Linked DNA regions of Homo sapiens: all the other regions are linked to region 2. The links are chromatin loops, found by intact Hi-C in ENCODE. Cell type or tissue: HepG2. All regions are shown on one strand. Region 1 has its middle 23 kb from the start of GPRC5B. Region 2 holds the start of LOC124903660 (a long non-coding RNA gene). Region 3 has its middle 28 kb from the start of GP2.

Region 1 (8,000 bases), 72 kb after region 2:
TGGGGGGGAAGAGGTTTAGTTTTTTTAATGCCTGGATCCTAACTGCAGAAATTCTGATGTTCTGGGGCCCTTGTGTGGCTGGGATATCAGGATTTTTTTCTAAAGTTCCCCCAGATGATTTTAATGTGCAACCAGGGCTGAGACCTACTGCTATCAGCCAGTGTTTCTCAGAGCGTGGTGCAGGGACCCACACATCGGCATCAGGCTCACTGGGAACGTGTCTGAAATGCAGATTCTCCCTCTGTCCTACCTCAACCTGCTGATTCAGAGACTCTGGGGGTGGGACTTAGCACTGATTTATAAAGCTTTCAAAGGGATTCATTTTTTTGGTGTTTTTTTTTTTTTCTTTTTTTTTTGGATACAAGGTCTGGCTCTGTCACCCAGGCTGGAATGCAGTGGTGCAATCACAGCTCACTGCAGCCTCAACCTCCTGGGTTCAAGTGATCCTCCCACCTCAGTCTCCTGAGTAGCTGGGACTACAGGCTCGAACCACCATGGCTGGCTAATTTTGGGTTTTTTTTTTGTAGAGATAGGATCTCCATATGTTGCCCAGGCTGGTCTCAAACTCCTGGGCTCAGGCAATCCCCCCGGCCGGGGCATCCCAAAGTGCTGGGATTACAGGCATCAGCCACCAATGTCAGGCTCCCCTGGTGATTCTGACACACACTTAAGTTTAAGAACCCCTGCTATAAGGCCTGGCATCCCCCAGACTTCATGCTGTTAAGAACCACTTGGGGAAGAGGTTTGTTATTGCTCCCTTTTCCCACCCTTTCTCTTTTGAACACTGTTGTGTCGTGATGTGAAGCTTGGAGCTTTGGCAGCCATCTTACAAACATGAGGTAAAAACCAAGGCTTCACAGAGATAGCACCCCAGTGCCTCGCAGTCACTGAGTCACTGCCCCAACCTCTGACCCTCTACTTCCAAACTTCCCATTAGCTAAATGCCTTGATTGTTTAAGCTCCTATTATTTGAGTCTTCTCTTACTTGCAATGGAACACATTTTTTATTGGTATAAGTATTCCCAACACAGTATGAGTGCATAGAACAACTTTAAAAGATCCCTGCGATAGGCTGGGCATGGTGGCTCATGCTTATAATACTAGCACTTTGGGAGGTCAGGAGGACCTCTTGAGCCTAGGAATTTGAGACCAGCCTGGGTAACACAGTGAGACCCTGTCTCTACAAAAATTAAAACAAAATTAGTTGGGTGTGGTGGCACGTGCTCATAGTCCCAGCTACTCGAGAAGCTGAGGTGGGAGGATTGCTTGGGCCCAGGAGTTCAAGGCTGCAGTGGGCTGTGATCATGCCACTGTACTCCAGCCCGGATGACAGAGCAAGACCCTCTCAAAAAGAAAAAAAGAAAAAAAAATTCCAGGACATAAAATGATGTAATGCCTAAAATTTTACTTTGAATATTCTCAGAAAAAAAAAAACAGACTAAGTGTGAAGAGAGGAGTGGGGTCGATTTTGACTTTAAAAAATATTTAAGTTAAATTTTGAGAAATCCCTCTTAAGAAAAAATTTTGAATCTGGGCTGTGGGGATAGATGAAATGAGATTGCAAAGATTGATATCTACTAAATCTGGGCGATGTTGAATCTACACATACTACATATGATTGTGGAAATTACCATCATAAAAAGTAAAAACAATTTTAAAAGATTAACTGTTTTAAAACAAAGTCTAGGCATGGCGGCTCACACCTGTAATCCCAGCACTTTGGGAGGCCGAGGCGGGCAGATCACCTGAGGTCGGAGTTCAAGACCAGCCTGACAAATATGGTGAAACCCTGTCTCTAGTAAAAATACAAAAATTAGCCAGCCTGTGGTGGCCCATGCCTGTAATCCCTGCTACTCAGGAGGCTGAGGTGGGAGAATCCCTTGAACCCAGGAAGCAGAGGTTGCAGTGAGCCAAGATCATACCACTGCACTCCAGCCTGGGCCACAGAGGGAGACACTGTCTCCAAAAAAAAAAAAAAAAAAAAAAAGACTGGCTCCCTTCTCCCCTGGAGGCAGGGGAACTGGAAGAATTGGAGATTATCACTGAGAGTTGAGGACAAGAAATCTGCATTACGAAATAAGTCCCTGTAGATTTCATCATCTCTAGAGCCCTCATTAGTGCTGATTAGGGAAACTGATTCCCAGGAAAACTAGAGAACATTATGGCACAGCAGCAGCACTGAATGATGGCTTTGGCATCCAAAAGTTCAAGTTCAGGTTCTGCCACTTATCAGCTATGTGACCTTAGGCAAGTGACTGATCTTTCTGAGCCTCAGTCACCCCTGCTGTAAAATGGGGATAATAAAGATTCTCACCTCTTAGACAATTGTGAGAAATAATGGAAATAATGTATGTATTTAAGAAATAGTAGCTGCTATGGTTATTATTTTATCTTTACTTCTAGTTTAAAGTCAAGAGTTGGCCGGAAGTGGTGGCTCACACCTGTAATCCCAGCACTTTTAGAGGATTGTTTGAGGTAAGGTGTTCGAGACCACCCTAGCCAACACAGGGAGACTCCGTCTCTAAATTAAATAAATAATCAATCCAGGCCAGGCGTGGTGGCTCACGCCCATAATCCCAGCACTTTGGGAGGCTGAGGCGGGTGGATCACTTGAGGTCAGGAGTTCAAGACCAGCCTGGCCAACATGGTGAAACCCTATCTCTACTAAAAATATAAAAAATTAGCCAGGCGTGGTGGCACATGCCTGTAATCCCAGCGACTGGAGAGGCTGAGGCAGGAGAATCACTTGAACCCGGGAGGCAGAGGTTGCAGTGAGCTGAGATCACACCACTCCACTCCAGCCTGGGTGACAGAGCAAGGCTCCATCTCAAAAAAAATAAATAAATAACAGTAATAATAATAAAGCCACATTCTCAGCCTTCCCTTGCCCACCCTGAGAAGTGAGTGTTTGCCCTCATTTCTATATTTCTGAGCCCCAACCGTCCCACCATTCTGACCTTAGCTACCCTCCCCTCCCCATCCCAACTAGTATTAACATATAGTGAATATTCATCATAGGCCAAGAACTGAGCTGGATCTTTACCTGGATTATCTCATTTAATCCATGATATTATTAGACCCATTTTACAGAGGAAGAAACTGAGGTTCAGAGAGGTTAAGATCATACAGCTATGAAGTGGGCTCTGAGACCAAGTGTACCTAATTTCCCAAAGTTCAGGTCATTTTTTTCCTCCAACACAGATCTTGAGAGGTGAGAATAAAAGCCTTACCTACAACACTAGCCAACATTTAGGATCTACACACATGTATTATTACCCTCTCATTTATCTTTTTTTTTTCTTCTTTTTTATTTTTTTTGGAGACAGGGTCTCACTCTGTCACCCAGGCTGGAGTGCAGTGGTATGATCATAGCTCACTGCAACCTCCATCTCCTGGGCTCAATCCATCCTCACGTCTCAGCCTCCCAAATAGCTGAGACTACAGGCACATGCCACCACACCTGCCTAATTTTTTTTACTTTTTGATAGAGACAGGGTTTCACCATGTTGGCCACACTAGTCTTGAACTCCTGAGTCAGGCAATCTGCCCACCGTGGCCTCCCAAAGTTCTGGGATTACGGGCATGAGCCACCGTGCCTGGCCCTTTTATTTCCATTTTACAGATAAGAAAACCGAGTCCAGGGTCTATCCCAGCAGCAAGGACTGACCACCTTCCCAATTCCACTTCTCATGCGCTGGGAGTGAAGCTTATATTTCTGGACTCTTGACCCAGTGCTCATTCAGCATCTTTCCCTTCCCCATCCTCCATCCCTGTCAGGCCTCTGAGCCCATGCTAAGCCATCATATCCCCTGTGACCAGCACGCATACATCCAGATGGCCCAGATGGCCCGAAGTAACTGAAGAATCACAAAAGAAGTGAAAATGGCCTGTTCCTGCCTTAACTGATGACATTACCTTGTGAAATTTCTTCTCCAGGCTCATCCTGGCTCAAAAACTCTCCCACTGAGCACCTTGTGATCCCCACCCCTGCCCGCCAGAGAACAACCCCCTTTGACTGTAATTTTCCACTACCTACCCAAATCCTATAAAACAGCCCCACATCTGTCTGCCTTTGCTGACTCTCTTTTCGGACTCAGCGCGCCTGCCCCCAGGTGAAATAAACAGCTTTGTTCTCACACTCGCGTCTCTTCACACGGACGCGAGTGAAAATCCCAACCCCAATGTCTCCATTTGCATCCCGGCCTGTGAAGGCTGACCAAGTGGCATAGCGGACAGGAACTGATGCAAGGATCAGAAGATGCAGTTCAGGTACCACTCAGCTGTGTGACTTTGGATTACTTACTTCCCCTCTCTGAGTCTCAAGTGCCTTATCACACCCCATACCCTAAAACTGTGATCATCTCAGCAGTCCCCCGCGGGAGAGTCCTACTCTCCTCCCACACCATTCCTCATCCCGGGGAGGCGGAAAGTAGAGACTCAAAAAGCCGTAAAACACAAAGAAGACTGCTCCTTGGAGCTCAAAGTTGCTGTCTTTTCAAGGACAAAGAGAAACAGACCTGCATTAACCAATTACGCCTTGAGCGCCCCTGAACTGGGTGAGAGCCACATCCGCAGGAAACACTGCCACCCTGTGGCCCCTGTGCTTCACTGCAGGCCACTTCCAGGGCCCTGCGGGAAGCTCACCACGGGCTCAGAGGCAAACCCGTTGCAGGATTCAAAAGTGGCGCGCACGGGGGAGGTGGGGAGACTGAGTTGGGAGGATTGCTTGAGCACACGAAGTAGAGGCTACAGTGAGTCGCAATCATGCCACTGCATGCCAGCTTGGGAAACCGAGCCAGACCCTGTCTCCAAAAAAAAAAAAGATGAAGTCATATTGGGTAAGGATAGGCTGTAAGTCTAGTAACTGATATAAGATGAAGAGAGGGCCGGGCACGGTAGCTCACGCCTGTAATCCTAGTGTAGCAGGACGAGCCACAGACAAGAACCCTTCAGACACGGAGTTGTGGAAGGAAAGGGCTTTATTCAGCTGGGAGCATCGGCAGACTCATGTCTCCAAAAACCAAGCTTCCCACATGAGCAATTCCTGTCCCTTTTAAGGGCTTACAACTCTAAGGGGGTCCGAGTGAGAGGGTCGTGATCATTGAGCAAGCAGTGGATATGTGACTGGGGGCTGCATGCACTGGTAATCAGAATGGAACAGAACAGGACAGAGGTTTTCACAGTGCTTTTCCATCCAATGTCTGGAATCTATAGATAACATAACCAGTTAGATCGGGGTCAGTCTTTAACTACCAGGCCTGGAATGTAGCGCCGGGCTGTCTGACTACTGATTTCACTTCTGTCTTTTAACTCCTACTTTTTCTTCGAGGCAGAAATTGGTTATAAGACAATAGGAGGGGTGGTCTCCTCCCTTACTAGCACTTTGGGAGGCCAAGGCGGGTAGGTCATCTGAGGTCAGGAGTTCGAGACCAGCCTGGCCAACATGGTGAAAATCCATCTCTACTAAAAATGCAAAAAATTATCTGGGCATAGTGGCGGATGCCTGTAATCCCAGCTACTTGGGAGGCTGAGGTAGGAGAATCACTTGAACCCGGGAGGCAGAGGTTGCAATGAGCCAAGATCACGCCATTGCACTCCAGCCTGGGCAAAAAGAGCAAATCTCTGTCTCAAAAAAAAAAGATGAAGAGAGGACCCACGCAGCCACAAGTCAAGGAACACCTGGGGCCCCCAGAAGCTGGAAGAGGCAAAGAGGGATTCTCACCCAGAGCCTTCGAAGAGAGCACAGCCCTGGAGACACCTTGATTGTGGACTTCCGGCCTCCAGAACTGTGAGAGAATACATCTCCATTGTTTTAAGCCACCTGGTTTGTGGTAGTTGGTTGTGGCAGCCCCACAAAACTAATACAGGTGCCTACTTAACACATTGGAAAGCATGAAGCAGGTATTTGTGGTTGAATGATACACATACGGCCAGGTGCAATGGCTCACGCATGTAATCCCAGGACTTTGGGAGGCTGAGGCAAGAGGATTACTTGAGCCCAGGAGTTCGAGACCAGCTTGGGCAACATGATGTCCCCTTGTTTTTGTTTAATAAGCTAGGTGTGGTGGTGCCTGGAGTCTCAGCTACTCAGGAGGCTGAGGTGGAAGGATCTCTTGAGCCCGGAAGGTTGAGGCTGCAGTGAACTATGATTGCACCCCTGTACTCCAGCCTGGGTGACAGAGCGAGACTGTGTCTCAAAAAAAAAAAAAAAAATTTACATATCTTGTTAAACGCAGTCCCGGTCAGCAGAGATTCTTTCTAATGCTATTTTTCTCTGAAATGTTTTGTAAAAATAAATGCTTCACCCCGTGCTGGACACTATTGCACCGGCATCGAAGGACTGTGTGGGTATCAGCAGGCACGCTCCACTCTCAGCCAATGGGTGTGGTTCACTGAGCCCACCTCTCTTTCTCCTGATTCCCTTGGGTTTGGTGGACAATTTTGACCCATAACGGAGGATCAGAGGCATGGCAGTGAGGAGGCCAGGCCTGCCGGGTGGTGAAGTCAAGGTCTCCCAGCTGGTCTAGGCTCTTTTAAGGAGATACTTGTATTCGTTTCTTGCTGGGACTTTAAAAAATTAACAAAAACGTCAGGACTTAAAACAATACGTATGTATTATTGTATAGTTCTGGAGGTCAAAATTATGCAACAGGTTATACTGGACTGAAAGTCAGTGTGTCGGTAGGGCTGGTTCCCTCTGGGAGCTCCAGGGGAGAATCTCTTTCCTTGTCTTCTCCAGATTCTAGAGGCTGCCGCACACCTTGGCTCATGGTCCTGCAGGGGAGGAAAGATTTATTTCCCCACCCATCTTAGGTTCATGGCAGAGGCACCCTTAATAAAAGACTGATGAATCAGAGAAGAGCATAGCCATTTATTTAACACAAGTTTTATGTGACATGGGAACGTTTAGAATGAAAACTCAAGGAAACGGGGAAGTGTGTGTGTGTGTGTGTGTTTAAGCAGTTTGTAACTTATTTTATTTTTATTTTTTCTACTTGTATTTTAGATTTGAGGATACAAGCGCAGGTTTGCTACAAAGGTATATTGTGTGATGCTGAGGTTTGGGGTGTGATTACGATTGAACCCGTCACCCACGTAGTGAACACTGTACCAAGTAGGTAGTTTTTCAATCCTTGCTGCCTCCCTCTCTCCTTCCTCCCTCTTGTACTCTTGTATTTCTCAGTGTTTATTGTTCCCTTTTTTTTTTTTTTTTTTTGAGATGAATCTCACCCTGTCACCCAGGCTGGAGTGCAATGGCATGATTTCAGTTCACTATAACCTTTGTCTCCCAGGTTCAAGCGTTCCTTGAACCTGCTCACTGGAGGGGAACTTATGGGGTTCAGGACATACTACCTCAAAATATGGCACCTTGTATTCGAGAAAACAGCAGAAGCAGGAAGGCCACTCTCACCTTCCCTTCACCCTGCTCCCCTGAAGCCGGTCATAAAACCTTCATTTGAGGGGTGGCCACCCAGAGGAAAGGAATATCTTATCCTTTCTTTTGTTTGGTTTTGAGACAGGGTCTTGCTCCATTGCCCAGCTGGAGTGCAGTGGTGCGATCATAGCTCATTGCAGCCTCAAACTCCTGGGCTCAAGCAATTCTCTTGCCTCAGCCTCCCTAGTAATAGCTTAGACCAGAGGCATGCACAATACCTAAGGTTTTTTTTTTTTTTTGGTAGAGATGGGGTCTTGCCATGTTGCCCAGGCTGACATCCTTATCCCCAAAGACAAAGAGATGCTAAGAATCTAAACAAACAGGCCTTGCTAAATTTCCCCCAGTTTACTACCGTTAGATCATGCCCCTTGTGTCTAATCATACTTCCTCACAATGGTACACTCTTCATCAAATTTATCAGAAAAACATGCAGGTTTCCTATGCACAGTAGCAAAGACATCGAATTAACCTAGGTGCCCGTCAATGGCGGATTGGATAAAGAAAATGTGGTACAGATACACCATGGAATACTACATGGCCCAAAAGAAGGACGAAGCCATGTCCT
Region 2 (8,000 bases):
CCTCCCCACTCTCCCCGTATTATAAAAAGATACATCTGGCTGCCTACCCAGAATTCAAAACCCTCCCTTTTATCCCTCCCTCCCTGAGTCTGATGCTATTAGGCATTCACATCTGCCACCTGTTTTAGGGCAATGGTAACCCGTTCCTAGCTCTAGCGAGTCCTAATTAGTCTTAACCCATCAGAATTAGGCATGCTCCTGGCAACTGTTATTGGTTCAGGATAGCTCACATGATCTAAACTGGCCAATCAGATTGAAGGGAAGAGACATAGCCTGGGCAAAGTAGGGAGATTTTAGCCTCTCTCCAGCTAGAAGTGAATGCTGAAGCGGTGGAGCCTCAGTTGCTTCTGAGAGCCATTTTTTATCTACAAGGAGAACCAGGATGAGGCCAGCTCCAGGAGGACAAAGCAGAGAGATGGAAAGAATCTGGGTCCTCTTGACATCACCAAGTTGCTGACCATTTCTTGCTTAGAGCCTACCCTCCATGTGAACTGCTATATCTGTGTGATTAAATAGTTTATTCCTAAGCAAGTTTTAATCAAGATTTTCTGCCATTATAGCTAAAAAACATTCTAATAAGTGCATCTATCATAATTTTCAAAACACTATTATTTTTGTTTGTTTAATTACCTGCTGCCTGCAGTTTTTTTTCACTAGACTATATTCTCTGTGATCACAGACACTGTCTTATTTACCATAGACTCCCCAGGGCCTACCAGAGTAAATAGCTCATAGTAGGTATGCAACAAATATTTGTAAATAAATGGATAACATCATCTATGCTTTATAAATGGGAGAGAAGGGAGTGGGTGTCCAACTAAAATTGGGATGTAACCCTTGCATAGCTCAACTGTGCTTCAGCCTCTATAGAATACTAATAGTACTAATGTACCTTCATAGCTGTTGCAAACTATAGTCATGTGATGAGGTTCAAGACATGCTACCCCAAAATATAATACCTTGGCATTTGAGAATGCAGCAGAAGCAGGATGATATGGTTTGGCTGTGTCCCCACCCAAATCTTATCTTGAACTCCCACATGCTGTGGGAGGGACCCAGTGGGAGGTAATTAAATCAGGGGGACAGGTCTTTTTCATGCTGTTCTCATGATGGTGACTAAGCCTCATGAGATCTGATGGTATAAAAAAGGGGAGTTTCCCTGCACAAGCTCTCTTCTCTTGTCTCCACATGTGACGCAGTGCCTTTCACCTTCCACCATGATTGTAAGGCCTCCTCAGCCAGGTACAACTCTAAGTCCATAAAACCTCTTTCTTTTGTAAATTGCCCAGTCTCAGGTATGTTTTTATCAGCAGTGTGAAAATGGACGAATACAGTAGGTATGCAACAAATATTTGTAAATAAATGGATAACATCCTCTAGGCTTTATGAATGGAAGATAATGGAGAGGGCTTCCAACTAAAATTGGGATGTAACCCTCACCTAGCTCAACTATGCTTAAACCTCTATTGAATACTAATAGTACTAATGTACCTTAATAGCTGTTGCAAACTATAGTCATGTGATAAGGTTCAAGACAGGCTACCCCAAGATATAACACCTTGGCATTTGAGAAAACAGCAGAAGCAGGAAGGTCACTCTCACTTTCCCCTCACCCTTCTCCCCTGAATTAGGCCGGAAAAGAATTCTCTGACACTCCCTTGAAGCAGGTCATAAGACCCTCATTCCAGAAGTGCCCTCCCAATACCCAGAAAAAAAGGAATGTCTTTATCTCTGATGACACAGGGATACAGTGAATAATCTGAACAAACAGGCCTTGCTAAGTTCCCCCCAGTTTATTACCATTAGATCATACCACTTTTGCCCAATCATACTTCTGCATCATTGTCCACTCCATCAAACCTATGCATAAAAATACATAGGTTTCCCTGTTTCTTTGGGTCTTCATTTCTGAAGGTTCCTATGTAATGAAAAACTTATATTAAATAAACTTGCATGCTTTTCTCTTGTTAATCTGGCTCTTCTTATAGGGGCCTCAGCCATGAACCTAGCAATGAGTAAGAAAAGAAATAGCTTCTCCCCTACTCATGTTTTATGTATTCATGAATTGTTTAAGTTATCTGAAATCTAGAAACGTATATGTGAGTGTGTCATGCAAGTAAAGGAATCAATTATGTGGATGGCGGTCAACAACAAGTTAACATTCACCATTATTCCAGTTACTCCTCAATGCACTTCTGCACAGACCTCTCCTGGCACCACCTTGAGCATTCTGCCTTCAGACCAAGAGGTATAACACCTCAGTCCCCAGAACTGGGTATCCACAATTGGAATACCCTCTCCCCAACTGTTCTAGTTATATATTGCTGTATAACCAATTGCCCCCAACCTTAGCAAAAATTATCCTAAAACTTTAATCAGCAAACATTTATTATTTCATTGTTTCAGAGGGTCAGGAACGTGAAGAGGCTTAGGTTCATGGTTCTGGTTGAAGTTCTCTCATGAGATCGCCATGAGTTGCAGCTGCTTCTAAAAGAGCTGGAGGATCTGCTTCCAAGTTCAATTACATGGCTGTTGGCAGGAGGCTTCAATCCCTCACCATGTGGGTCTCTCTATTAGGGCTGCTCATAAAGAGAGTGAATCAGGAAAGAGGAAATGTATGCACCCAAGGCAGAAGCTGAGCCTTTTTATAACCTAATCTTGGAAATGAAACCCTATCACCTCTGCCATACGTTATTCATTAGAAGTCAGGCTCCAAGGAATAAATTTCAAGAGATCTATTATAAGGCAAGGTGACTATAGTTAATGATGACATATTGTATTCTTGAAAAATGTAAAGGGTGGTTTTTATGTGCTCTTACTGTAAAAATGCTATGTGAGTATTGCATTTGTTAATTAGCTGGACTGAACCATTTCACAATGTAGATGTACTTCAAAACATCATTTCATACATGATTAAAACATACAGTGTTCTCTATCAATTTAAAAATAGACAAGTAAATGCATTTTTAAAAATTTTAAAAATAAAATGTTTTTCAGACTATTTCTAAAAAGAAAGAAGGAGGAGGAGGAAGAGAAGTAGTTAAGCACTAAGTCCAACTCACACTCAAAAAGAGCATCCTTAAGTTACATTTCTTGAAGGGGAGAATATCAAAGAATTTGTGGACATATTTTTTAAAACCACGCTATCACTGAATCCTTTCTGTCTTCCACTGAGTGCTTATCTTCTGGGATTAAGAGAGTCACAATTTAGAAGGCATTATGATGAGTACTGCATCATTATCTTCATCATCATCAACATCATCCTCACAAGAAAATTACCATATTAATTGTACCATTTTCGGGGCCATGCCAGGCAGTATGCTAACTGCTTTATAGACACTTAATTCTCAAACAACACTATTAGGTAGGTACTATTATTCCCATTAAGAGTTGAGGAAACAAAGCCCTGGGGCCGTTAAGTGACTTATTCAATGTTAAACAGCTAGTAAGTGCATAAACCAGATCTAACTGCAGTCTGTGCTGTTAGCTACTACTCTTCACTGCCTCCCACCGGCCAGTAAAGGAAACTCCACCTGTCCGAGCAACCAGGTCAGGTTCCCAAAGCCAACTGCCCACCATGTGGAAAATTTAAAATAAAATAAAACTTTGAAATCAAAGTTCAAGAAGGTCCAATCAGAGGATGAGAGGATGGGAAGTTGCAATATACAGAGCTTACTCAAGAATGGAGCCAAATGGATAAGAGAAAGCCATGCACATACCCTATGCATGCAAATCTATGCAGATATATGCAAATGTATGTAAGTGGTCATGCTAATCTATGTAAATGACCATGTCCTGAAAAGCAAAAAGGAGGATCAGCTTTTTCAGAAGGCAGTTTCCCCTGGTCTTGGCTTCTCTTGGTGTAGGAGTCATCACTGGGCAAAAAGTCAAAGTCTCTAGATTGAAAATTGTGAGAAAAGTTGTACCAGAGGTGACATCCAGATCTTTGCAGGAGTTCAGATACCTGAGACCCAGCTTACCTGAGGCCTGGCTTGCCTGGCTCCCAAAAAACTTGTCAGATTCAATACATTAGCAAAAATCAGTAAATAAAAATTCTGTTTGCAAATAAATGTCCGTTTACTTGTCCCATAGATATATTAGTAAAAGCTGATTTGGACACCTATCCTTCCAGTGCAATCACTCACGAACTTTGGTGTGTGTTTGATTCACACAGCCAGGGTCCTTATTTAAAGTACACATCGCTGTGCCCCTCCTGAGACCTCCTGTCAGCATTTGGGTGTGAGAGTCAGCCATGCTGGAAATCTGCATTTTTTAAAACACATCCCAGATGATTCTTGATCAGGAAGTCCATGGACCACCTTTAGAGAAAACTAGTATATAAAAAACACAGAATTTGAGAGCAGATAGACTTGAATTTGAATGTCAGCATGACATTTACTAGCTGTGTGGCCTTGGATTGTCGAAAAGGTGACATGGTACCACCATGCTCATTTGTAAACTGCAGCTAATTTTATTCTCCCTCCCAAAGGGTTGCTGTGATAACCAGAAATATACAAATACATTTGACTCTCGATAACTAAACTAGATAATTCCTTTAAAGGAGTTGGCACAAGTAAAAACTCCATAAATATTTGGTATTATTATGATGATCATTCCCTAACGAAAGGCGAAACCAGAGTCTCCCTCACCCAGAAGCCAGGCTGGCTCATAAAATACTGCCTAGTGCCATTGATAGGTGAAAAAGCTTTTTCTTCCTCCCCTGGGAGGTGGAGCAATGCATCTGATTGGCAGATTGGCAAGAATCTGAGCTTCACTGGTCTACCGTTTGGGGGGAAAGTTAAAGTGTTACCACCTCCCTCTTCCCTTTTCTCCCTTTCTTTCCCTCCCTGCGGTTTTTTGGGGTGTTTTTTGTTTTTTGTTTGATTGCTTTTGGTTTTTGTTTTGTTTTGTTGTTGTTGTTGTTTGTTTTTCAGGTCTTCTTTTCCCCTTTCTCTTATCTCGCCCCTTAAGAAGTTCTCAAGTTCTAGAACAGGAGAGGAGAATTAAGGAGGATCATTAGGTCCACAGGTCCAAGCCATGTCCTTCCACCCACATTAGCCAGCAACAGGCCTGATATTTTGATCCCTGACTCCTGTGTCTGTTAATTTCTCAGTCGGTCGAAAACCCATAGAGCAAAGAGGTGACCATCTGGCTAAAATCTCACCACCCAGTGTGTGCCTTCTGGGTGCCTGATCTCATGCCCAATGGGTAAGTTCCCTTGATATCCATTGCCTCGCTTGGCAGGTTCTCCCTGAGGCCAATTATTCAGTCCCGATTAATCATGGCAACCATACTCATGCACTAATTTCAAGGCTGTCAGAACTTACCCTCATGGAGCATCCTTTATTTACTTGAATTATGACTTCCTTTCATCAATTCTTAATCAAGTGGGTTTATATGGGCAAAAGCAACAAACAGAATTTCCACGTAAACGATACCTCAAAAAGAGAAGCCCCGGGCTCAGTCCATTAACAATTAATCATTGAGTTTTGAAGGAGCTTTCAAAAGCACATCATACATGTTTATAAACAATACCACTGCCCAACCAGCTCCCATAAAAACAGCAGCAACACCCAATGGGTGCAGGCTATGTGCCAAGCACACTGAGCGGCACTTTACATACATTAATTATGGCACTTAATCCTCACAACAACTCCATTTGCAGAGGACAAGTGTAAGCTCAGAGAGGATAATAGAAAACAGTGCCCAAATTCACACAGCCAGAAGTCACCTGGCCAGGATTCAAACTTGAGTCTTGCCTTCAAAGTCCCTACCTTTAGCCAGGTGTGGTGGTTCATGCCTGTAACCCCAATACTTTGGGTAGGCCTAGGCAGGTGGATCACCTGAGGTCGGGAGTTCAAGACCAGCCTGGCCAACGTGGCGAAACCCCGTCTCTACTAAAAAATACAAAAATTAGCCGGGCATGATGGTGAGCACCTGTAATCCCAGCTACTCGGGAGGCTGAGGCAGGGAGAATTGCTTGAACCCAGGAGAAGGAGGTTGCAGTGAGCCAAGATCGCACCACTGCACTCCAGCCTGAGTGACAGAGCGAGATTCCATCAAAAAAAAAAAGTCCCCATCTTCTTCCACCACACCATGATGCCTCCTTGTAACCCTCTCGTCATGTATCCCCTTGTATTTGAGATTATATCAAGGCAAACCCCAGGACTGAATAGCCTATCTTACTGCTTATACTCACAGAGTAATTTCTAGGTTGAAATCCTGGCTCTTCCTCTTGCTAGCTGTGTGATCCTGGGCAAATTACTTGAACTCTCTGAGTCCCAATTTCCTCAACATGAAGATAGGAATAATAATCTTGCCCTGGTTTTCTTATGGTAATTACTTTCTGGGGTAGCTGTGAGCATTAAAGTACAGTGATGAACATTAAAGTGTTTTGTAATCTGTAAGAAATATACAAATACATTTGGCTCTTGAACAACATAGGGGTCAGGAATGTCAACCCCCAACACAGTTGAAAATTCACATATAACTTTTGACTCCCCTAAAACTTAACTACTAATAGCCTACTGTCCACTGGAAGCCCAATAACATAATCAATTAACACATATTTTGTATGTTATATGTGTTATACACCATATTCTTACAATATAGTAAGCTAGGGAAAAGAAAATGTTTCTAAGAAAATCATAAGAAAAAGAAGATATATTTACTCTTCATTAACTAGAAGTGGATCATCTTAAAGGTCTTCATCCTTGTCATCTTCACCTTGAGTAGACTGAGGAGGAGGAAGAGGAGGGATTGGTCTTGCTGTCTTAGGGGAGCAGAAGCAGAAGAAAATCTGCATATTTGAATCTTCACAGTTCAAGCCCATGTTCTTTAAGGGTCAACTGTATTATTTTTTGATGTTATTATTTAAATTATTCTTTTGTGGTAGACAGAATTCTAAGAGGGCACCCAGTGATCCCTGCTCCCTGGTATTCAAGTCCCAGTATAACTCCCTCCTCTTGAGTGTGCAAGGGACCTGTGACTTGTTTTTAATCAACAAAACACAACCAACGTGATGGGATGCTGTTTCCACATTGGGTTACAAAAGAATGTGATTCCTGTCTTGCTAGCAGACTCTATTACTTGCACATTCTGACAAGGACCCATGTGGCAATAAACAAGAGGAACTGAGGTCCTCACTCCAACAACCACAAGGAACTAAATCCAGCCAATGACCACATGAGTTGGAAAGCAAATCCTTCCCCAGTAGAGCCTTGAGATGACCAAATCCCCAGCTAACACCTTAACTGCAGCCTGCGCAGATGAGCTCTGCCTGAATCCCTGAGCCACAGAAACTGTAAAATAATAAATGTGTATTCTTCTAAGCCACTGAGTCTTGTGGAAATTTATTAACCAGCAATAACTAATACACCATTCAATCACTGATTCATTCAAACATTCACTGAGCCCCTACGACATACCAGGCACAATACTAGGGGAGGGGACACAGAAATAACTGGGGCATGGTCTGTATCCTCAGGTTGTTCATTCTAGTGCAGGATCTGACTTGCATATAAATGAGAGCAAGGTACACAGCCTGCAGGAAATAATGCGGAATCCATGCACAAGGATGCAGGGTTAATGTGTGCATGGCAATCTCCTTCCTCAAAATGTAAGTCCTAAGTACTAAGAAATGTACATTTTTTTACTTACAATTTAAAGGGAAAATTTAGTTTAAAATAAAGGAGAAAAGAAACACAAATGTGTCCATCAACAGGAGAATGACCCCAAAAAAGAAAACCAAAACACAGTTATATTTGCAGGCCATGAATCCCATAAAGTATCTAGCAGCCATTAAAAATAATGAAGTAAGTTTATATCTGTCTATATAAGTCTGTATCTGTCGATATGGAAAAAACTCCAAGACACATTGCTGGTTGAATTTGTTAGGAAAAAAATAGCTTGATTGTAAATAGTATCTTATTGAATAGTTGTATGAGAAACAACTATTCAATAAGACACTATTTACAATTTAAAAATAACCAATTTTGGCT
Region 3 (8,000 bases), 320 kb before region 2:
TATCGAGGAATGTGGGCTCTTTCAAATTATTAGGCCCAGAGAAGCATTCAAACGGCAATCACATCTTATTCTCCCTCTTTAGAGCTATGTATTCATCTGTCAAAACTGCCTGCTATTGCCACAAGTAGCTATGAATTAACCTAATAACACCTCACTGGACACAACATCCCACACTCTAAGGCTTAACAATGGGTAGCCAATCACTAATCAATGTTATTTCTGTAAATCAATGAGAATCCGCGGCAGAACTTTGTATCAGTCCAATCCTTGTCCCCCTCCTTTTTTGCCTTTAAAAATCTGCCTGTAATAAAGGCCAAGTGGAGCTCATATCCAAGGTGACTGATGTCTGAATCTTCCTTATCCTGGCTCAAATAAACTCTTTACGTCATATACTTTGCTTCAGCCTCTCCCTTTGATATTGGGGCTGTTATTCCATTTTACAGAGGAAGAAACATGCTCAGAGAGGTTTAAGGAACTCCTTGACACCATACAGATAACACCTGCCTGCCATTTATTTAGTGCCTACAGATGAGTCAGCACTTCAAATCACAGATAAGGAAGGAAGAGACAAACATTAGGGAACTTGCTCTAGGTTGCACAGTTAGGAAGTGACAGAATGCAAGATTCAAACTTGGATTCGCTTAAATGTAATACAGGTGCTCTTTCTGCCTCCCTGCCTGACGCTTGATGCTGGGCAATGACAAATATAAAATCTACCTCAGGCTGGGTGCGGTGGCTCACATCTGTAATCCCAGCACTTTGGGAGGCCAAGGAGGGTGGACAGCTTGAGGTCAGGAGCTCGAGACCAGCCTGGCCAATATGGTAAAACCCCGTCTGTACTAAAATACAAAAATTAGCCAGGCAAGGTGGCAGGCACCTGTAATCTCGGCTAGTATAGAGAGGCTGAGGCAGGAGAATTGCTTGAACCCAGGAGGTGGAGGTTGCAGTGAGCTGAGATCGCGCCACTGCATTCCACCCTGGGCGACAGAGTAAGACTCTGCCTCAGAAAAAAAAAAAAGAAAGAAAAAAGAAAAACAACAATAAAAAAAACTACCTCAGAACTGTGGCAAGATGTTTGTGTACATATGTGTGCCTGTGCATGACAGCATACAAACGTGCATAGTGTGTATGTGTGTATGCATGTGTGCATGAGTGTGCACATGTGCCTGTGTGTACATATGTGCCCATATGTGCACATCTTTGTGTATGCATGTGCTGACAGCTGCTAGTTAACGCAGGCAAGGGTAAATGATACTGCATCCATTCTTCCTGAGAAATTGTTAAGGTCCTTTTATCTTCAGCAAGAACTCAGAAGAGTCACTGGACCTGGGACACACAGAGGAGCTTTACAGATGATCTAATTCAACTCCCTCTTTGTGTCCACGAGGAAACTGACACTCAGAGTGCACTGAACCAGGAATCAAGAAATTCATATTTCAGCCTGACTTCTGCTGATGTGAGCAGTTCAAGAACTGCACTTAACTTCCCTCAGGTCATCTGTAAATTAAGATAATGATACCTCCTCTGTTATACTTGACGACCTGTGACTTCGCTGTTGACAAGGTATGGATGTCAAACCTTCTGGCCCTAAAACCGCCCTCTTTTACCCAGCCTGAGGCAGTCTCAAGACAAATCCCCACTGCTAAACTTGGCCTCAGAACCCTCCAGCAAATTCAGAACCTGGGAGAGTGCCTCTCTGGTACTGAAATGCTAAGCAGGAAGCTGATTCAGACTCTGAGATGCCTTGGGAGTGAAAACTTTCCCTTCCTTGATTCTTTCTGGCTCTTTCTAAAGAGCCCAGTGAGCCAGCTCCTTGTCCAGTCATTCTCCACTCTTCAAGGACTCCGAGGAACTGGCCTATCTTGTCAAGAGTTACCCTCTACTTGGAGCTCCTCAGGCGGAAAAGTAGCACTTAGAATCTTGGTCTCAAAATATTCCTGTCTGTGTTGCTCCTACTGGTGGTGACAGTAAATGAGACTGTGATGAACAAGTGGATGTGACCTGGTAACCACATAATGCTTTTACTATATTTTATTGGCATATAATATACAGATCATGCACATACATCACAAGTACAGCTTGATGAATTTTAACAAAATGAACGCTCCTGTGTAACCATCACCCCGTTCATGAAATACAACAGTGGCTGCTCCCAGAAGCCCCCTCTTGCCCCTCCAGTTCCTACATCTCCCAAAGGCAACCGCTATCCTGACTTCTAGCACCATACGGTGGTTTTGAACTTTATATAAAAGGAATATATATCATTTGAACTCAGTTTCTTACTAACATGTGCAACATTCTCTTTGTGAACCTGATCCATATTGTTGAGTTTAATTATACTTGGATCTCATTCTGATTGCTGACATGATTCTATTGGAAGAATAAAGCCTAATTTATTGATCCATTCTACTGTTGATGGACATGTGGGCTATTTCCAGCTTTCAGCTACTGGTAAGCATGCTGCTTTCTTATTTATGCCTTTTTGGTGAGCGCATAAGCTCATCTTCCTGAAGTGTATATATTCAGCTTTGGTAAATACTGCTAAGCAGTTTTACAAAGTGATTGTAACTCCACCAGTCATCATGGTTTTCACATTCCAAGATTCTTTAGCCTCCAGTATCTAGTAACAATTGACTCTACTTCCTTTGGTTCCAAACACACCCTTGTCTTTTTCTCCTCCAGGACCTTTGCACATGCTATTCTCTTGGCTGTTACAGTCTTTCCAGCTGATCTTCACATGGGCAAGTCCTCACTCTTTGGGTCTCCGTGTACACGTTACTACCCTCAGGACGGCCCTGTGCCTGTTATACTCATGACTTTATGCACAGTATCAAGCCCATGTTCAGTAAATGGTTAGCCCTAAACAAATGTTAGCTAATACTGCTGTTGTTGCAATAAATAGTCTTTAAGTCTCCCTTTCCAAAATTCTGTGACTCTAGGAAGTCAGACTGCCTAACTCTTATCCTGTGTGCGGATCCTGATGTGCCCCAAGGGTTCTAAATCCCTCACAGAAGAAGGGCAGCTGGCAGTTCCCATTTCTCCCGGTCCCCGGAGCTGCATGTGTGGTACCTGCTCTCTACTAAACAGCCAATAGAGGGCACTGTGGGAACACGTCCGCGGAAGGAGGGAGGCGTTGGTCAGAGTTCAGATGACACAGAATTAGAGCTGGAAGGGATCTGAAAAACCCATCTAGACCGAAACCTTCATTTTACAGATGAACAAACAGATGCCCAGACAGGAGATGTGACTTGCCCAAGGTCACACAGCTACTGCGTGGAGAGCGGAGATGACACTTACCCTCTTGGCATTCTCCACTCTGCGGGGGCGTTGCCAAGCACTGAATGAGGCAGCTGGCCCCAGGTGCTGAAGCTTTGAGCCGGCCAAGGCCCCTGTTTGCCAAGCCTATCACTGCCCTCAGTTTTCTCCTCCCTCCTATTCCATGAGAGAAAGGCTCTAGATGTTGGAAGTAGGACAAAACACACACTATCCCTTTGATTTTACAATTATCTTTGAGAAAGCATTTCACTTTCCTTAATAATGACTACCAATTATTGGAACTTTCTAGGTGCCAAATATCATACTGCATGCACTACATGCATTACCAAGAATGGTTTTAGGGTTTATTACCTCCCTTCTGGGAGTCTTTCCCTGATCTCCCGATTGAAAAAGATTGCTCTTCTCCCATTTCCTCTCTATCACACCAGCCAGTTTACTTTCTTCGCAGATCTTATAATTATTTTTATAATCGTTAGACTTACTTACTCATCTACTTATCTATCATCTGTTTCAATTCCTCCCCTCCTTCTGGTAGACTTGAACTCCATGAAAGAAGGATTCTGGAGCTAGATAGGTCTGGGTTCAAATCCCAGCTCATTCACTTACTAGCATTGTGGACTTGCATTCATTACTGAAACTCTCTGAGGCTGTTTCTCCCTTTGTAAAATGGGGACTCGTGCTTGGCCAAAGTTCTTGATTCCTTTGGGCCTCAGTTACCAAATCTAAGGGAGGATAATAACCCTTCATCTGCTGGAGAGAAGAGCCTCACAAGATGCTCTGAAGGTCTTGGAGCCGTGGTCAAAGGAGTACATAATGGCGTTGCCCAGCTGTGGGGCCATGACTGGGCACATGGTTTACAGATGCAAGTGGAACAGAAAGAAGAGAAAATTGGAAGATTTGAATCTAGGAGGCAAGGTTCCACTGTCCACACCGTTAACCATTATATTATGTGCCTTTTCAACCCTAGCTGCATCTATCCTGTCAGTTTCTCAGGTCCACTAACAATGAACCAGTTACTGAACTTAGGCTTCAGCCATCTTATTCCAGGGTTTCTCAAGCTCAATGCTATTTACCATTTTAGAGTTGAAGCAGCTAAGGCTCAGAGAGGTTAAGTTGTTTGCATACAGCTGAAAAGAGTTTGAACTTGTTCCTCTATGGTTTGTTTCATGCCTGGAGCAGTCAATCTTGCTCTCACCAACAGCTGCCAGAATCCAGCCAATAAATCAATGAGATGCCAACAAGGAATCTTCAAACTCATGCTGAGGACACCATAGAATAGATTCATGGGATAATTCCATCCATTCTGGATGTGTCTACATCCTAGCATCTCCCAAGATTTTTTTGTTTAACCCCAAGCTAAATTCCAAGGCTGTTACTTCCCCTTGTCTTGCTGTTGCCCTAAAATGTGTTTATTTCCCTGTGACCCAGAAAAGTCCTCACTCTTGGCAGCCAGAGCGGTGAATCACATGGTGGCTTTTCACCTGCCATTGGCACTAGGCAAACAGTTCACCACTGCTAAGAATCTCTTCCCACCCTTCTTAGAGCTTACTGCTGTTAGGACCTGCACTCAACCATGATGGTTTGTTTATGTGTGTCTCTCTACCTTTCTAACTGGTAAACTCCTTGAGAAAATGAACCATCTTATTCACCCAACACATGTAGTGGAGAAGCTGGCAGTTAAAGATGCTTTATGAATGTTTGTTGAATGGGTAGGTGGATGATGGTTGGATGGATGGATGAAAGGATGAATGGGTAGATGGATAGATGGATAGGTGAATGGTTGAATGAATGAATGGGTAGATTGACGGATGAATAGATGGATGGATGGATGGATGGACAGATGGACAGATGGACGGACAGACGGATGGATGGATGGATGGATGGATGGATGGATGGATGGATGGACGGATGGATGGACAGATGGACGGACAGATGGATGGATGGATGGATGGATAGGTGGATGGTTCAATGGATGGATGAGTGGGTGGATGGATGGATGGGTGGATGGGTGAAAAGATAAATGGATGAAAAGATGGATGGGTGGATGAATAGGTTGATGGATGAGTGAATGGATGGGTGAAACCCATACAACTCTCAATGTGACCACTGCTCACTACCACCCCCATCCAAACCTGTTCAGGTCCTATTCAGCATCTAGAGAAATCTTTGTGAAGATGCACATCTCATCATGTCACCCTTGCCCCCACCTCTGCCTGAAACACGCCAATGCCTTCCCACTACCCTTAGAATAAAATCAAATTTCCCTCCCAGAGCTTACATGGCCCTGCAAGCTGTGGTATCCACTGACTACTCCAGCCTCATTACATATCAGCCTCCCCCTCACTGATGATGTCTGGACACCCTGGCCATCCTTCATTTCCTAGAATGAGCCCAGCTCTTTCCTGCCTCAGGGCCTGTGTCTGAACTTGCTGTTCTCTCTGCCTAGAGTGCACTTTCTCTGACTCTTTGCATGTCTGACCCCTCCTTCAGGTGTCAGCTTCAAAATAAATTCTTGGGAAAATCTTCTTTTCCACCCCACCTAAATTACACCCCCCAACATACATTTTCTTTATAACGCTTGTGTAGTACATCAACATTCATTATAGCACTTTGTTGAACATTTGCATCATTATTTGTTTATATCTGTCTTACCTACTAAACTGCTAAGAGGACAGGGAGAGCAGGGACAATGTCTGCTTAAACTCACAGCTGTATCCTTAGTACTTATCAGGTAGTAGTACTCAGAAATATTTTTAACAGGGGCCTGGTGCGGTGGCTCATGCCTATATTCCCAGCACTTTGGGAGGTGGAGGCAGGTGGATCACCTGAAGTCAGGAGTTTGAGACCAGCCTGGCCAACATGGTGAAACCCTGTCTCTACTAAAAATACAAAAAAAAAATAGCCAGGCGTGGTAGTGGGCGCCTGTAATCCCAGCTACCCACAAGCTGAGACAAGAGAATCGCTTGAACCCAGGAGGCAGAAGTTGCAGTGAGCCGAGATCATGCCATTGCCCTCCAGCTTGGGCAACAAAAGTGAAACTCCATCTCAAAAAAAATGTATTTTTAACAGGTAGATGGATGAATAGACAGACAAGTACAGGATATGTTCTGACATCTCATCAGGCTGAGCACACTAGGGGTACTGCATGAGGACAATACCCAGGTTGTTTTCCTTTCCACTGAGCATCACTGATAAACATATTTAGGGACAGAACCATGGAATCGAACTGCCTTATAGTTGGATAGGATCTCTTTGATCATTAAGACCAACTTTATTTTACATTGGGAGAGATAGAGCCCAAAAGTGGAAGACACTTGCCCAGGGTCATTGTGGTAGGAACTACTTGTTACTAGTAGTTAGAATTAGCAACAGCCATTCTCTTCTTCATTCTAACTAGTAGTAAAGAATAGATACTTATAATCAGAACCCAAATTTTGTTGGTGGTGGTCATATGCTCAATTAGAAAAACTACATTTCCCAGCCTCCCTGTGAGAGAAAGGTGGTCATGGACTAAGTTCTGGCTAATGACATGTAAGTAAGAGTGGAGATATAAGTGTGGCTTCCAGAAAAATCCCCTTAAAAGAAGGTCTAAACCAGAGTGTCCAATCTTTTGGCTTCCCTGGGCCACAGTGGAAGAAGAATTGTCTTGGGCCACACGTAAAATACATTAACACTAACAATAACTAATGAGCTAAGAGAAAACAATCCTAAAAAAATCTCATAATGTTTTAAGAAAGTTTATGAATTTGTGATGGGCCACATTCAAAGCTGTCAGGCTGCATGCAGCCCATGGGTTAGACAAGCTTGGTCTAAACCTTTGCTTTTTCCCCCTTTCTTTTTCTAGAATTCAAGCACAAAGGTCAGAGTTGTCCATTCTATGCCTATGAGGCAGTCTTGATGATGAAAGCCACAAATTAAAGGCAGTAGACCAGAAAGTTAAAAATCTGGAATATTGCTGACATCTTGGACCTACCACAATTACCCTGGATCACCTACCTCTGCATTTTATCTCACGTGAAACAAAAATAAATCTCTTGAATAAGTCATTGTTATTTGGGTTTTCCGCTTATATGCAGCCAACTCAATCCATAGCTGTTATGTTCACTAATGGAATTAGTGGCACAGCCAGGACTTGAAGCTAGGGACTCCATACCTTTCATTGGGACGGCAAGAAAGCTAGTGTGTCTAACCAAATGGACATGGTTAAGGAAATGCTGTCCTGGAGACATTCCTGTAATGCAAGTGTTCTTTTTTTTTTTTGAGATGGAGTCTCACTCTATCGCCCATGCTGGAGTGCAGTGGCGCAATCTCCGCTCACTGCAAGCTCCGCCTCCCGGGTTCACGCCATTCTCCTGCCTCAGCCTCCCGAGTAGCTGGGACTACAGGCGCCCACCACCATGACCGGCTAATTTTTTGTATTTTTAGTAGAGACAGGATTTCACTGTGTTAGCCAGGATGGTCTCGATCTCCTGACCTCATGATCCACGTGCCTTGGCCTCCCAAAGTGCTGGGATTACAGGCGTGAGCCACCGTGCCCAGCCGATACAAGTGTTCTTAAATTGTGGTCCCCAGAACAGCAGCATCAGCATTACCTGGGAACTCGGTAGACATGCAAATTTGCAAGCCTCATGCAGACCTACTGAATCAGAAACTCTGGGATGGGGTCCAGCAATCTCCATTTTTCAGAAGCTTTCCAGATGATTCCCATGCAAGCTAAAATTTGC

Evidence for each region. Hi-C counts contacts between places; a loop is a spot of excess contacts. Peaks named below come from ENCODE experiments on the same cell type or tissue, not always from the same donor. Only the 100,000 strongest peaks of a DNase experiment are listed, where the experiment ranks them.
Region 1: it touches region 2 in a loop (11-fold over the local background); 4 of 110 quality-filtered maps call a loop at or near these places.
Region 3: it touches region 2 in a loop (25-fold over the local background); 8 of 110 quality-filtered maps call a loop at or near these places.

What each region holds. Positions count from the first base shown.
Region 1 is chr16:19,904,217-19,912,216 of GRCh38, reverse strand. No RefSeq gene overlaps it. Among named protein-coding and RNA genes, the nearest start is that of GPRC5B, 23 kb to the right of the region's middle. In HepG2, a CTCF peak has its summit at 4,583 (motif pointing left); a DNase peak (open chromatin) is centred at 4,566; H3K27me3 peaks cover 2,140 bases.
Region 2 is chr16:19,976,571-19,984,570 of GRCh38, reverse strand. It overlaps LOC105371117 (a long non-coding RNA gene), which reads right to left. Exons shown (of 4, transcript XR_950895.2): 2 at 6,672-6,736; 3 at 6,200-6,401. It overlaps LOC124903660 (a long non-coding RNA gene), which reads right to left and starts at 3,190. Exons shown (of 2, transcript XR_007065018.1): 1 at 3,063-3,190; 2 at 2,371-2,579. In HepG2, a CTCF peak has its summit at 3,497 (motif pointing left); a DNase peak (open chromatin) is centred at 3,510; H3K27me3 peaks cover 1,072 bases.
Region 3 is chr16:20,295,745-20,303,744 of GRCh38, reverse strand. No RefSeq gene overlaps it. Among named protein-coding and RNA genes, the nearest start is that of GP2, 28 kb to the left of the region's middle. In HepG2, a CTCF peak has its summit at 3,103 (motif pointing right); a DNase peak (open chromatin) is centred at 3,104.